Linked DNA regions of Homo sapiens: region 1 is linked to region 2. A link is an interaction called in ENCODE POLR2A ChIA-PET data of the cell type or tissue named here. Cell type or tissue: CD4-positive, alpha-beta T cell. All regions are shown on one strand. Links, peaks and the distances in the headings refer to the core of each region. The heading gives the core; the rest is flanking DNA. Region 1 overlaps LOC105370198 (a long non-coding RNA gene). Region 2 overlaps ITM2B (integral membrane protein 2B).

Region 1 (7,525 bases), core at 1,884-5,883, 53 kb after region 2:
ACCTGAGGTTGGGAGCTCGAGACAAGCCTGACCAGCATGTAGAAACCCCATCTCTACTAAAAATACAAAATTAGCCAGGCGTGGTGGTGGGCACCCATAATCCCAGCTACTTGGGAGGCTGAGGCAGGAGAATCGCTTGAATCCAGGAGGCAGAGGTTACAGTGAGCCAAGATTGCACCATTGCACTCCAGCCTGGGCAACAAGAGCGAAACTCCATCTTAAAAAAAAAGAAAGAAAAGAAAAATTGCCTCAGAAAGAAGGGCTGGAAAAGCTGAGATTAAGACTAAATAGTATCCTTACACTCCTAGCACTACTGGTAATTTCTGCGGAATGGTGTGATTACTATTACTTCAGCATTTGCTTTTAGTCTTCTTCAGTGCATGGTTTGTAGCTTCTTTATTTAACAGCTTAGGAGTAATAAAACAAATTTCCATCTAGTTACAATAAAATGCAGCTGACATTTTAAATGTATCTTCTCTTCAGAGAGTCAGAGAATGAATATTTATTATTTGATGACTGATATTACAAAGTCATTATCTTATCTTTCAGAGTTCAGATTGGGGTGTGAATCAATACTTGCTAAGTGCCCAGATGAGTATATGGCATGACTTCCAAGAAGGGCTTGGCTGGTTCTAAGTCCCTAAAGCTGTTAACAGAGTTCTGGAGAATGAACTCTGCCCTGTCTAATAACTTCTCTGTGATTCGTTTTCAATACTTTTCAAAATTCAGAAGAATAGTTTTTTATGGAACCATGTATAAAATCTAACTAAATTCACAATCTACTTCCTATACACCTGTCATTTGGCATCAAATTCTTTATGGCATGTGGCAGACTACAAGTAAATTCATTAAAAATAAAACAGATTCTTTAGGCTGCATAGATCACAGTTGGAAAATACTTGTTATATTACATTCATATATACAAGTAATTGCCCGTCCATTTCAAGAGACAGAATTTTGCATAATCACTTCAGAAGCAGTAAAAAGATGGGGTAGTCTGGTGGTGAAGGGTCTGGGCTCCTGGGAGCAGCTCTACCACTCCCCACCTCCAGGAGGATGGTGAAAATGAAATAAGCAAACCCTCCTTTACAATAGAGCTCCCCGAGGAGCCCTTTACAATAGTTCCTGGGGCACAGTGACATGTGCAATATTCAAGAACATGTGCAATATTCAATTATTATACATTGCAGAGTTGATTTCCTGTCTTTGATGCATTCTTTCTCTCTTGCCTTTTTCCCACACTGTGTCCAGACTTAGCTCAGTTACCCAAGGGCTAGTTCAGAATCAACAGTGAATGCTCTATGACAACTTTGAGCCCTCTTGTTGATGACATTTTAATAAGGTAAACACCTGACCCCTTCACTCTTTGAAGTTCACCTTTTGGCTTGTTGGATACACACAGTTGCAGTGATTCCCTTTCTATGGCTGGCAAAATTAAAATTTGTAGAAGTTTGGAAGTATGTATTTTGGAGTTCTTTCATTAATGTGTAAGCACTTCTCATTCTCCTGAATTTCTCCAGGTCATCTGTGAATTCTTCCCTATAGCACAGTCCCACTTGCTGCTTGCTTCCTCTTAAAGTCATTGTGCTGGGGTTATAGGGCTTCATTTTTTCCAATCTCTATGGCTCCGTGGTTGCTCTTCCTAGTTCCAATGCCCTGTTCCTCTTCACCAGCAGTACTCCTCCTTTATTTCAAAATTGGACCCCAGTCCCCTAGGATCTTGCTGTTTTTATTCCTTTGCCTTGATGGTACTCATCTTCTGCATTATTTTAATTTGCCCTTATGAATTATTGCTTGAAAAATATGTTTCTTATTTGTGCCTTTTGTCTTATTTGTGCCTGTTAGATTGTATGCTCCTTGGCAATACAGCACAAGTCCTTGAACTATTTTGTACATGATCCTACTATTTGAGGATATACACTAAATATCACTTATTGCTTACACTGGCCTTTTTATTGCTTTTTCTCCCAGTTACTCTCCTCTACCTTTTAATCTGGCTTTTCTAGCTGGTATCCTTTTGTTAACATAGACCATCTAGAATGTTTTCTATCCTCTTTTATCTTGTATCCTCAAATATCTTCTGACACTTATTTTAGTTTTCTTTGTTGCCCAATCTATTTACATGTTATACCAGTTAAATTAAAGAGAAAAATGTTTCCCACAGCATACAAAGGGAAAAAAATAGGTGAAGTGCCCCACTGAGCGAAACTGTGAGCCCTTCCTCTTTGTGGTCCCCCTCCCCCAGTATTCTTTAATCACACCATCTCGTGTTATCTTTCACTTATTTTTCTCTTTTTATTGGATTGTAAGACTATGTCTTATTAGTTTTATGAATCTCTAGCACTTGGCCCATTGCCTGGAACATAGTAAGTGTTTAACAAACTTTTTGTTGAAGAAATGAAAGATTTAGTAAAGAGATTCACCCATGAAAATGTGGTAGTTATAATAGGCTCCTTTGTTTTCTAAGAATCTGGCTTGAGACTAATGTTGTAAAGGGTAAGCACTGGATCATACCACTACGTTAATACCCCTGCTCTTCCACTTGCTGGTTAGCAACAGAGGGTAAATTACCTCTCTGAGACTAGACACATCATATACAAACTTTCATAGGGTTGCTTTGAGAATTTTACTATTTAGATCAGTACTCAGTATATAGCAAGCACTTAAGAAACTTAGCTACAGCTATTATTAAAAATGACATTGGCCGGGCACAATGGCTCATGCTGTAATCCCAGCACTTTGGGAGGCCGAGGCAGGTGGATCGCTTGAGCCCAGGAGTTCAAGACCAGCCTGGGCAACATGGCAAAACCCCATCTCTACAAAAAATGCAAAAACTAGCCAGATGTTGTGCCATATACCTGCAGTCCTGGCTACTGGGGAGGCTTAGGTGTGAGGATTGCTTGAGCCTGGGAAGTTGAGGCTGCAGTGAGCCATGATCATGCCACTACACTCCAGCTTGGGTGACAGAGCGAGACCTTGTCTCAAAATAAATAAATAAATAAATAAATAAATAAATAAATAAATAAAGATATTAATATATCAATACTTACTTATTCAAGGAGACCAGGCAAATAACTGTCACATCATTAACACCACTTGCATTTACTGAGTGCCCAATTATCCAAAGACCATGGAAAATTCACCATCAGCATTAGACCTAGGTGTGGTGACAGGAAGAGAGAGTTTTTATCCATGTGGATAACCAGCAATGTCAACATTTAGAATTATTTGCATTAATTAGACTTTTCATTTTTAAAAAATTGTGGTAAAATATGCATAACATGGAGTTTGTCATTTAACCATTTTTAAGTATACAGTTCAATGGCATTAAGTACGTTTGCATTGTTGTGCAACCAACACCACTATACATTTCTAGAACTCTTTTCTTCCTGCAAAACTGAAACTCTGTACCTATTAAATAACAATTCCCCATCCCCCCTTCACCCAGCAGCCCCTGGAAACCACATCCTACTTGCTCTGTGAGTTTGACTACTCTAGGTAGCTCCTGTAGCTGAAATCATATAGTATTTGTCCTTTTGTGTCTGGCTTATTTCACCTAGTGTAATGTCTGCAAGGTTCATCTATGTTTGTAGCATGTGACAGAATTTTCTTCCTTTTTAAGGCTGAATTAAGTTTTAAATTTTAGTGGTTGTAAAATATTCCCTTTCTTTTGGTTTTTGTTTGTTTTTTGTTTTTGAGACGGAGTCTCACTCTGTCGCCCAGACTGGAGTGCAGTGGCACCATCTCAGCTCACTGCAAACTTTGCCTCCCGGTTTCAAGTGATTCTCCCTGCCTCGGCTTCCCGAGTAGCTGGGAATCTCCCTGCCTCAGCCTCCCAAGTAGCTGGGATTACAGACACCTGTCAGCACACCTGGCTAATTTATATATATATATTTTTTTAGTGGAGACGGGGTTTCACCATGTTGGCTAGGCTGGTCTTGAACTCCTGACCTCAGGTGATCCACTCTACTCGGCCTCCCGAAGTGCTGGGATTATAGGCCTGAGCCACTGCACCTGGCCCAGTTTATATTGTTGTGTGTTTAGGTGGTTCCCCATTTTTAGCAACCGCAGCTAATGAAAATCGGGCTCTTTCAGTGTAAGTATTTCTTTTTTTTTTTTTTTTTTTTTTTTTTGAGATGGAGTCTCTCGCTCTGTCACCCAGGCTAGAGTGCTGGACTGTAGTGGCACAATCTCGGCTCACTGAAAGCTCCGCCTCCTGGGTTCACGCCGTTCTCCTGCCTCAGCCTCCCGAGTAGCTGGGACTACAGGCACCCGCCACCATGCCCAGCTAATTTTTGTATTTTTAGCAGATACGGGTTTTCACCATGTTAGCCAGGATGGTCTTGATCTCCTGACCTCATGATCTGCCTGCCTCGGCCTCCCAAAGTGCTGGGATTACAGGCGTGAGCCACCGCGCCCGGCCCATCAGTGTAAGTATTTTGAGGCCTCAAATAATAATGGAAGATTGAAAGAGAAAAGACAAGTCTGGTGCCCAGAAAATCTCATTAAAAGCACATCTTTTTGCTTTTATCAGAAACATTTATCCTGTATTTTAAGATGCATTTAATTAAGATTTTGTTTAAGACATAAGGAAAAAGGTTTGCTCAAATGTGTAGCTTTGTTGTTGTTCATCCACAGTGATTACCACATCATCTTGGTCAGTGTATTCACTGACCATAAAAGCAGAAAACTGTGCATTTCCTTGATAATATTAGTAATGAGTTGGCAAGTGATCTCTGAGCCCTGGGATGGGGTGAAAGATGAAATGGAAGATGTTCTAACCTGCCAAGACTTGAGTTAAAGCCTTTTAAACTGTTTCTTTTCCAATAATTGCTAAGATTATTAAATTGCAAAACTGGATAAGGAAGCTTGTGGCATGTATTTTGTTTCAGACAGTAAGCTACTAAAGAGCAAAACAGTGAAACATCAGAGAAGCAAAGAACAAAATTACATATAACAATCTTGATAATTTAAAATGTATTTTTCAATATAGATGAGAACTCTGATAACAAGCTAAAAACTTCGTGGGTATAGACGTTCCCCTTTTCTTCAAGGGAAGGAAATTTTAAATTGGACTTATTTTATTATCCCAGGTGGAAGAAACATTTTTGCATTCATTATTTATACCCTGCCTAGTACAAAAATTATTTGAGGCAATTTGAGAGACTGTTAAAGAATGCAATTGAAGAAATCTGAGTAGAATTTCCCCAGCTTGTCTTGTATAGTTCAGGCACTGACCTTTTATCTGAAAATACTAACAGAAACCTTAAAAAAGAACATAAACTTTGATGACTGGAGGGAAATAGTTTAGCAGCTTCTTGCATGGCAGTGGCTAGGTCTTGTCTACCGAGGGCTGGTCAGTTCCGTTTTCTCTTGTAATTAGGAGTTTCTTGGCCTGTAAATAAAGTAACCATATGTTCTAGATTTTCTGGGGCAGCCCCAATTAAAAATATTCTTTCCTGTTGTTAGACCATGTGTCAGACCATATGTACTGATATTTTTATGAAAAATGTGGTCAGCTTACTCAAAATTGTCAGTATTTCCCTAACGGGCCTTTTCTTCAAGGTACCCAGACACCTCTGTGTGGGTTGGGGTTCACGTCCCACCCATTCTGTGAGAATCAGCTGATGTCTTTGCATTTTTGTAAAGCCTGACCTGCTTTCTTCCACAAACCTTCCTTCTCCCATCTCCCACTCCACCTATGGAGTGCCGCACTCTGCCTAGCATTTCATTATACACCATCTTTTATTGTTATGTGTGGTTAATTTCATCTCCTCAACAATATTGCAGTCTGGAGGAAAGGAATATCACCTAAGTTTCTCCCACAACTTCCATGGGGCCTCACTGGGGGCTAGGCATATGGCAGTTCCTGTTTTAAAATCAAAAAATAAAAAGATTGATTAATTTGTTTGTGTCATTCAGGGCAGGGACCCTTTTAGTCTCTATCACAACCCTGCATTGAACTTGTAAATATTTTACTATTGGTTAAAACCCTTACCACAGCACCAGATTTCTATTCTAATTCTAAGCATTTGATTTTATAAACACACACACACACACACACACACACACACACACACACACACACACGGACTTCAGAAAGTTCATGGAAAAATTGAATTAAAATACATAAATAAAAAATGCAAACTTTATTTCTCAACATAAGTGCCATCAAGGTCAACATGTTTTTGTAAGTGATGATACCAGCCACTTAGTCCATTCCTAAAGAACTGAGGGTCCTGGGAATTTACCCATATCAATGCAATCCTTTTTATATTATTAACTGAAGAAAAATGGGTACCCTTTATAGATTTTTAAGATTAGAAACCAAAAAGAAGTCAGAAGGAGCCAAATCAGGACTGTAAGGTAGATGCCTAATAATTTTACCTCAAAACTCTCCCAAAATTGCCCTCATTTGACATGGGCAGGAGTGTTGTCAGAGTGGAGAAGGACTCTCTGGTGAAGCCCTCCCAGGCATTTTCTGTTAAAGCTTTGGCTGACTTTCTCAAAATGTAATCATAATAAGCAGAAGTTATCAGTCTCTGGTCCTCAAGAAAGTCTCCAGAAAGTTTTTTGGGATGCTTAAGCAAAATGCCTTGAGCATCCCAAAAAACTGTTGCCATGACTTTTAATCTTAACCAACCCACTTTTGCTTTGACTGCACCACTTCCACCTCTTGGTAACCATTTCTTTGATTGTGCATTGTCTTCAGAATTACACTGATAAAGCCATGTTTCATCTCTTGTTACAGTTCTTCAAAGAAATGCTTCAGGATCTTGATCCTACTTGTGTAAAATTTCCATTGTCTGCAGCTGATCTGGCCTCAACAGTTTTGGCATCCATCAAATGGAAAGTTTGCTCAACTTTAATTTTTCAGTCATAACTGTGTAAGCTGAACCAAGTGAGATGCCTATTGTGTTGGCTTCTGTTTGTGCTGTTACACCAGTCCTCTTCATTTGGGGCATGGACAAGATGAGTTTTTTCCTCACAGATTGATGTGGATGGTCTGCCATGGTGAGCTTTATCTTAAATATCACCTCGTCCTTTCTTAAAATGAGTTATCCATTTGTAAACTGCTGATTTTGGGGGGTGCATTGTCCCCATATATTTTTCATAAAGCATCAATAATGTCACCATTCTTCCACCCAAGCCTCACCATCAATTTGATATTTGCTCTTTCTTCAATTTTAGCAGAATTCATGTTGCTCTGATAGAGGCTCTTTTCAAACTGATATTTCATCCTTCTTAGTGCCTCAAGGAGATCCCGTTCAGACATGCTATAACAAATTAGTATGAGCTTCTTTTAGTGCAAAAAAAATTTGAAATCTACACATAGTTTTCTCATTAAATGCATTTTCCATGAACTTTTAGAAGTCAGTCCCCTTGTGGCCGGATGTGGTGGCTCACACCTGTAATCCCAGCACTTTGCGAGGCTGAGGCGGGTGGATCACCTGAGGTCAGGAGTTCGATACAAGCCTGGCCAACATGGTGAAACCCCGTCTCTACTAAAAATGCAAAAATTAGC
Region 2 (7,525 bases), core at 2,247-6,246:
TCTTAAATTAATGCTAATGGTAATTCAGATGGTTTCCATTATTATCCATTATTAATTATCATTAAGTCAATTTTTAATGTAAAAGGAAATATTCTAACAAATCTTTAAAAAGCTATCAAGATAGCTAAGTTGAAGTTCTAATATTGATTTCCAGTGAAATGTTTGTTTACTTCCTCCTGAAAGCTCAATAAAGCGACAGTAAAGGGATAAAACAAATAAACCTTAAGCCACAAAGAATGAAAATGAATGACAGCAGACAAGTCATGTCAATAAAAATGTTGAAAGCTGAAAGCATAAAAGAAAAAAGAAAAAAAAGATATAAGGAGAAAATCACCAGCCTGTAGACAACCAAAGGGGGAAAAAAAGTCATGTACAAACAAGGAATCAGAATGGCATCACATTAGAAGATAATGGAGCAATGCCATCAAAATGCTGAGAGAAAAATGAATGCTAACCTAGAATTTTACACCCAGATAAATTATCAAATATGAGGATGGAATAACGATTCTGAGACACGTAAGATTTTTTAAAAATTTATCTTTTTCTTCAGATTTATGAAACTGTAGATCTAGCATGTGATAAAGACAAAGGCAATTCTTCCAAGATGATTATGACTCTCAGGACATTTGTATGAGTGCAACCAGTCTGGAATAGAAAACTAATGAATGATGGGCAAGAAATCATCAAAAAAAAAAGAAAGAAAGAAAGAAAGAAACTTGGTAAGTTACCTGGTGAGTTTGAAGACACAGAAAGACAATTATACTGCTGTCAGAGTCTGAGGAATGAATGAGCAGTAAGTATGTAGAAAATTAAGGAACCCTCTCTCCTGCCCCAAGAAGCATGATCAAATTCAGGGAAAATAAAAAGTTGTTATACAAGAATGGAAGTAAAATAAAAGTATACTACAATACTCAAATGTAACTAATGTTTATGTTAATTATAATAAAAAACACTAAATATCAATTTAACCAGAAATTGCTAGAACAGGAGAAGAGATCATGTGTGCAGTGTGTAAATATTCAGAAAAAGCTAAATATTCACCTTCCATGTAGCTATTATCAATAGGTATTATCTAAAACTGCAAAAAATAAAACAAATGAAAACAAACCATGAAACAGCAGTATAAGCAAATATTTAGAATAGATGTTCTGCAAATGTGGTCCAGGAACACACCCGTTCAGGGGGTCCACAAGGTCAAACTTTTTTCATAATAAAACTAAGACTGTGTTAGTTTAAATAATAAAACTGTCATTTTCACTTTCATTCTCTCGCTATGTTTATATACAATAAAAATTGTACAGTGCAATTTTCCAGAAGCTAAGCACCATATCACAACAGACTGAATGAAGAATTTGATAGGAAAATCCGGCTATCTTCTATTAAGCTATTCAATAAAGGGCACTGCCGAATGTAAAACAATGTTACTGTTAGTCTTCTTAAATCTTTTTGGTTATTTGGAAATATATATAACCTACATAAAGCAAAAGCTCTTTGGGATCCTGAACAATTTTTAAGACTATAAAGGAGTTCTCAGAGCAAAATGTTTAACAACCACTGATTTAGAGAAATAGGGAGTTAAAAGAGAAACATGGAGGGCCAGGTGCTATGGCTCAGCCTGTAATCCCAGCACTTTGAGAGGCCGAGGTGGGTGGACCACTTGAGGTCAGGAGTTCCAGACCAGCCTGGTCAACATGGTGAAACCCCGTCTTTACTAAAAATACAAAAATTAGCTGGGAGTGGTGGTGGGCACCTGTAATCCCAGCTACTCGGGAGACTGAGGCAGGAGAATCACTTGAACCTGGGAGGCGGAAGTTGCAGTGAGCCGAGATCATGCCACTGCACTCGAGCCTGGGTGACAGAGCAAGACTCTGCTGCCCGCCGCACCACGCCCTACTGGGGCAAAAAGTGAGAAACATGGAGTTAAGATCGCCATGTATGGTTGGGCAGGTTGTTTCCAGTACAAGGATGCCAGGCCAAGGGAATCAGTAGGTCTAGAAACCAACTGATGCTCTATTCTCCAAACCACCAGAGAGGGGATCTTTTTCTAAATTGCACAAAGGCAGAAGAGGGTCTAGTGGTCACCATGGTAATAAAAGACCATAAGAAGCTAATAAGTGAATATGATTGCTTTGAATTAATCTATGGGGAGAAAAATTAGAATAGTGGTTACCTCTAAGGAGAACAAATTGTAAAAGGACACAAGATAACTTTCTGAGTTGATAACAATGTTCAGCTTGATTGGGAGTTAGAGCCCAGGTATACAGACTTAAAATTATCTAACTGTACACTCATGATCTATGCATTTTACTGTATACAATGATGCTACAATTTTTTTAAAGTATGTTCCTCTGACATAGGGCAGGACTATATATTTGCATATTAAAATTTAGTATTACTTTGGTAAAACTCAAATTCTATTAACACCTATTATGTAATGAATAAATAACATTTTTAAATGAAATCGGTACAGCTACTGAATCCTAAGGGTTTTTATGTTGCAGGAATCAATCTTTACCAGAATGCCTTGCTGTGAAAAAAGTACCAACAATATTGTTACTGACATGTGAGGCAGGGATAAGCAGTAACAGTAATATAAGAAGTAATATTCCAAAACAAGAATGATGAGGAGAGAAAACTGGGACTTTAATAATAGTAGTTGATCAAGAGGTCAGGAGTTCGAGACCAACCGGGCCAACATGGTGAAACCCCGTCTCTATTAAAAATACAAAAAATTAGCCAGGCATAGTGGCAGGTGCCTGTAATCCCAGCTACTTGGGAAGCTGAGGCAGGAGAATCACTTGAACCCGGGAGGCAGAGGCTGCAGTGAGCCAAGATCACACCATTGCATTCCTGCCTGGGTGACAGGGCAAGACTGTTTCTCAACAAAAAAATAAATAAAAATAACAGTAGCTGAAATCTACTAATTTTTAACTCTGTTCCAGGCATTGTGCTATTATTGTTACAGATTATTATTTTCCCTATTTTGCTGATGAAAAAACTGAGACACAGAGAACTGAAGTAACTTACCCAAGGTATCAAAGTAAGTGATAGAGACAAAATTTAAATCTTTTGAAGAATGACTGTATAACCTGAATTCTGCTAGTGCTGCTGCTTCCTGAATAGCAGCAGCCCCTCCCCAACAATTCAGTGAGGGTACTGGGCAAAAAGGAGAAATATCATTCCTTTGATATTTTTCCCAACCATTAAAAAATATAAAAATCATTCTTACCCCATGGGCTACAGAAAAACAGCAGGCAGGCAGTATTTGAAGATATAGGCTATAATTTGCCAGTCCTGCGTTCCACTTTAAAGGAGATTATAAAATAGTGGCCCATGCCTTCAGTGTTTTGGGCTAAAATTGTTGTATAAATTAAAATAGTACTGATTTTTAGCTTGCCTTGGAAAATTGGAGGATCCAGCAACACTGGACTCATGTTTTAAAAATGAAAACCAAGAATATTCTTTTGTTTTTTGAGACAGAGTCTTGCTGTGTCACCCAGGCTGGAATGCAATGGCGCAATCTCAGCTCACTGCAGCCTCCATCTCCCAGATTCAAGCGATTCTCCTGTTTCAGCCTCCCAAAAAGCTGGAATCACAGGCGCATGCCACCACGCCTGGCTAATTTTTGTTTTAGTAGAGACAGAATTTTGCTATGTTGGCCAGGCTTATCTCGAACTCCTGACCTCAGGTGATCCACCAGCCTCAGTATCCCAAAGTGCTGGGATTACAGGCGGTGGCTTGCGCCTGGCAGGAAAACCAAGAATATTCTTACTTGTTTCATATGCAAAAAGTCCAGCTTCAACAATTCATCTGCTTCAGCCCAGGAGACACTGAATTTGCCTTCTCTGCTTAAGATGCCTAGCACGGCCCTAGGTAAAACTGATAGACAGGAAATTTTATGTCCCAGTATTAAAGGGAGGAAAAAATGAATTGGATAAAGTTATATAAAATGAAAAACTGAAAACTGATAATGCAAAGCTAAATAGACTAGCTCTCAAAAATCATTTTCCCCAGCATAAAAATGGGTCTGCTTTTGGATACTGCAGAGATTCAAGTGATTTAATTAACAATGCATCTTTTAAAATTTTTATATAAAATAATTTAAAACATTATAATCATATATAAGCAGAGAAAATAGTTAAGACTTAAGCTTTATCCTTAACTCATTCTGAAAACAAACAACTTTTAAAAATAATTTGCATCTTGACTGCTCTGCCTATGCAGTACCATTCTTTTACTCCTTTACTTTCTTAATAAACTTGCTTTCACTAAAAAAAAATAATAATTTGAGCCTTAAAGTTAATCATTCAAATAAACACAAAAATCCACCAAACTTGTTTTTTAAAGTATGAAATTCAACTATGCCAAAAACGGTTTATGCAAATATTTCAAAATTTCAAAGTACAAAATATCCACCACCATACTTAGTATCACTTTCCCAAATAAACGTCCAGGATATTTAACTCAGAAGTGGTATTATATATAAGCTGTGAAAATTTTATTTCTCTTTTGTCGTACTTATGTTAGTTCAACATCATAAAATTATTGCTGGTAACTTATCAGTACTGAAAGATAAAACATTAAGTGAAAAATCAGAATATATCTCTACCATAAAAACAAGGGTAATTTCCTCATCGCTACAACTCAAGATTCAAACTTTTCTGTTTAAGAATAAAAAGTCTACGTTCATTCTTACCTGATTTTTCCCCAAGTACAATTATAGAAATACTGCAAAAAGTTTTTTCCTCTAATAAAAGAGCTTAAAGAATGCACAATAATTTAAAATAATCTTGTTCATTCAATTGTTGATAACACTTATAAAATGAGGTTGTATTGTAGATCTCCTTAAAGCTATTAAAAATATGTGTTGTAAGTACTAATTAAAAGGGATAATCACAATTAAGTGGAAATTTTTCAAAAATGATGTCCTTAGTGTTATAATTTCCAATTTTCAACTTTCAGCTGTCTACTTTGGAAAAGACTTTCATTGTGAAGCACAGCTCCAGTGTTAATATTTTGTATATCATTTAGGCAAAAATCACCTCATTCAGAAATTCAGAATTGTCAAATCCTTTAACAGGTTTCAGTAACGGTCTAAAGTCCTTAATTTCTTTTCCTTTAGTCTTTAAGCTCTAATAAAATGCCACGTTTGCCAAAAAATTTAAGAGGATGATTTTACTGGTAACCCAAAAAGATTTTTTTTTCTGAGTCTTCCTTTACTGACACTGACATACAAAGCAGTACAAGAAGCTTTAGTTAAATCTAGGAATTCAGGAAGTAGTATTTCCTTTTGGAAAAAGAATGTGGGTTTTGAATAGACACGCCAGACATTTAAGTTATGGTATGATAAAACTAAGAGAAATAAAATCTCCCCCAATGACTACTTAGTACATGTTTCTATGTACATTTACCCACAAGTCAAGATTTGGAAATGCATAATAAACACCTTGTAAGTCAAATTCTAAATTAATTTAAATAGGCCTGTAACATAAACGTATTTGAGATATTTCTGCTTAAAAAATACTTCCAGTCACATAAACCTTTTATATGTCAGAGTTGAATTCCATGAGGTCACTCAGGCTTATTATGCCAAGTATATTATACTCATTTCTGTCTAGTTGGGAAGACTACAATCCTGTGCAATATGCAACCTTGCACACCCAATATGCTACAGCAGTGTCCTGTCAGGGATGTGTACACAGGAGGTCCTGCCAAGGCATTTGGGATGCACAGACGCAATTCATTTATTTCCCAGCACTAAACCCTCAATTCAGATATTAATATCCTCATGGAGAACCAAAATGTAATGTAAAAGTTTCACTGGCCAATATCTGCAAACACGGAATTACATAACTAGGTAATAAGATGCACTTTGGTTAAAGAGAACCAAGCTCTCAATCCCTTGAGAGCATTATATCAACATTATAGTAAATGGCCAGCCATGCATTTTATGTCCCTTCTCCTCACTCCCCAAAAAACACACAAACAAAACCACCACCACAAACGAAAAGCTTAATTATCAAAACCTTCAGTCTTGATTGTGTGAATAGGGAAAACCAGAAAGGGTAAAGAACCAGGGTCTAAACAGCCATTTGTCATGGGTAACTCAAAACTTTTACTGGGTGAGTCGGCCTTCACTTTCTCTCTTGCACTCACCCTGCCACTATTTTCTCTCCTATATCAGCACTTTACTTTTCTCTCTCCTTTTAAAGAATATCTACAAAGTGGGGTAGAGAGAAAGCAACACTATTTGTCAGCAAAACAACTTGCAGGGATACATATGAAGCAAGCTTAAGCTATTCTGTGGCCTGATACTGGAAAAGGGGTTTCATAAGCAGGCATTGCAACAAAGAGGTGCTGACAACTTCACTGTTCACTGTGAGGTAAACAGAAGTGACAATGTGCTTTATTACATAATACCTCTACCCATCTCCTTTCTCTTTGACCCACTGCTACTTGATATGAGGGAAGAATGTAACATGTTAAACACCAAAAGGAAGAAAGGGAATAGTCTGGTTAGAGTGAGGAGGTAGTTGCTATTTTTCACAATTAAAACAATTTAATGTCTGCCAAATATAATTATGTAATCCTAGCATCTTCATAGATTTTTGAAACTGGAAGAATCCTTACAGGCCATCTGGTCCTACCCTCTCATCTTACAGACAGAAAACCTAAAAATTTAAGCCCAAGATCAAGTAGTTATGTAATGACAAAACTGGGACTTCTGATACAGTACATCAAGTATTTTGTTATCTGCAAATATAAAACAATTTCCCAAGGTTCAAAGTATTGCCACAAAAATATATGAATTGTTGCCTATAGCATAAAACATGTATATAATTTCAAATTCACTTCTGCTACCCAAAATACATCCCATCTTTGCTGTCTCTATAGCTCTAAGAGCTTTATGCCTACTAGGAGAGGAGGAAGGTGAAAACAATTAAGGGGAAAATGCAGGAAAAGAATAAACAGCAAGCTAGTTGAGATAAAACTATCAATAGAAATGGCTGTTAGGATTAATAGCTGCTGAAAAGATAAGACTGAAAAATGGGGTAATAGAACTGTTTCTGGAGAGTTCTCACCCTGCAGAAGAAAAAAATAGAAAGACAGGAGCAATGTAAAAGTACTGGAATGCATGTTATATAAGCCAGCTGATTAGAGTGATCAGAATTCTTGTGGCATAAGGTAACAGAATCTGCATTTTAAAACCAGAGCAGGTGGTCCCTAAGAGCACATTTTGGAAAACAATGGTCTGCGGGATATTGTGATCTGGGAGGGTTAAAGATAAGAAAAATTCTTGTTCAGGAGTTCTAGGCCATTAACTAGCTTGGTTTGATTCTTTCAACCAACCAGGCAAAGGAAATGCCCTCGGCAAAACACATTAAGGCTGATTCTGTTCCCAGTCCAGGCAGTCAGACAAGGTGGCTGCCACAGAGCCACCCGCAAGGAGCCAGAGAACATTATGTAATCACTGCCCAAGCTCTGAAATGAAGAGATCAGAACTTCTTTCACAAAAGTCTGTCAT

What was found. Peaks named below come from ENCODE experiments on the same cell type or tissue, not always from the same donor. Only the 100,000 strongest peaks of a DNase experiment are listed, where the experiment ranks them.
Region 1: POLR2A ChIA-PET joins it to region 2 with 14 read pairs; 12 of 35 experiments call an interaction of 5 or more read pairs at or near these places.

What each region holds. Positions count from the first base shown.
Region 1 is chr13:48,182,403-48,189,927 of GRCh38, reverse strand. LOC105370198 (a long non-coding RNA gene) reads left to right here. Exons shown (of 6, transcript XR_007063792.1): 2 at 6,752-7,525. Among named protein-coding and RNA genes, the nearest start is that of ITM2B, 47 kb to the left of the region's middle. RefSeq lists an enhancer at 3,313-3,542. In CD4-positive, alpha-beta T cell, for the core only: no CTCF peak of the experiment used is centred there; DNase peaks (open chromatin) are centred at 3,447 and 4,037; H3K4me3 peaks cover 799 bases; H3K27ac peaks cover 2,385 bases.
Region 2 is chr13:48,235,580-48,243,104 of GRCh38, reverse strand. The region is part of intron 1 of ITM2B (integral membrane protein 2B); the gene reads right to left. Among named protein-coding and RNA genes, the nearest start is that of ITM2B, 6.1 kb to the right of the region's middle. RefSeq lists enhancers at 1,304-1,804, 6,999-7,525. In CD4-positive, alpha-beta T cell, for the core only: no CTCF peak of the experiment used is centred there; no DNase peak of the experiment used is centred there; H3K4me3 peaks cover 764 bases; H3K27ac peaks cover 528 bases.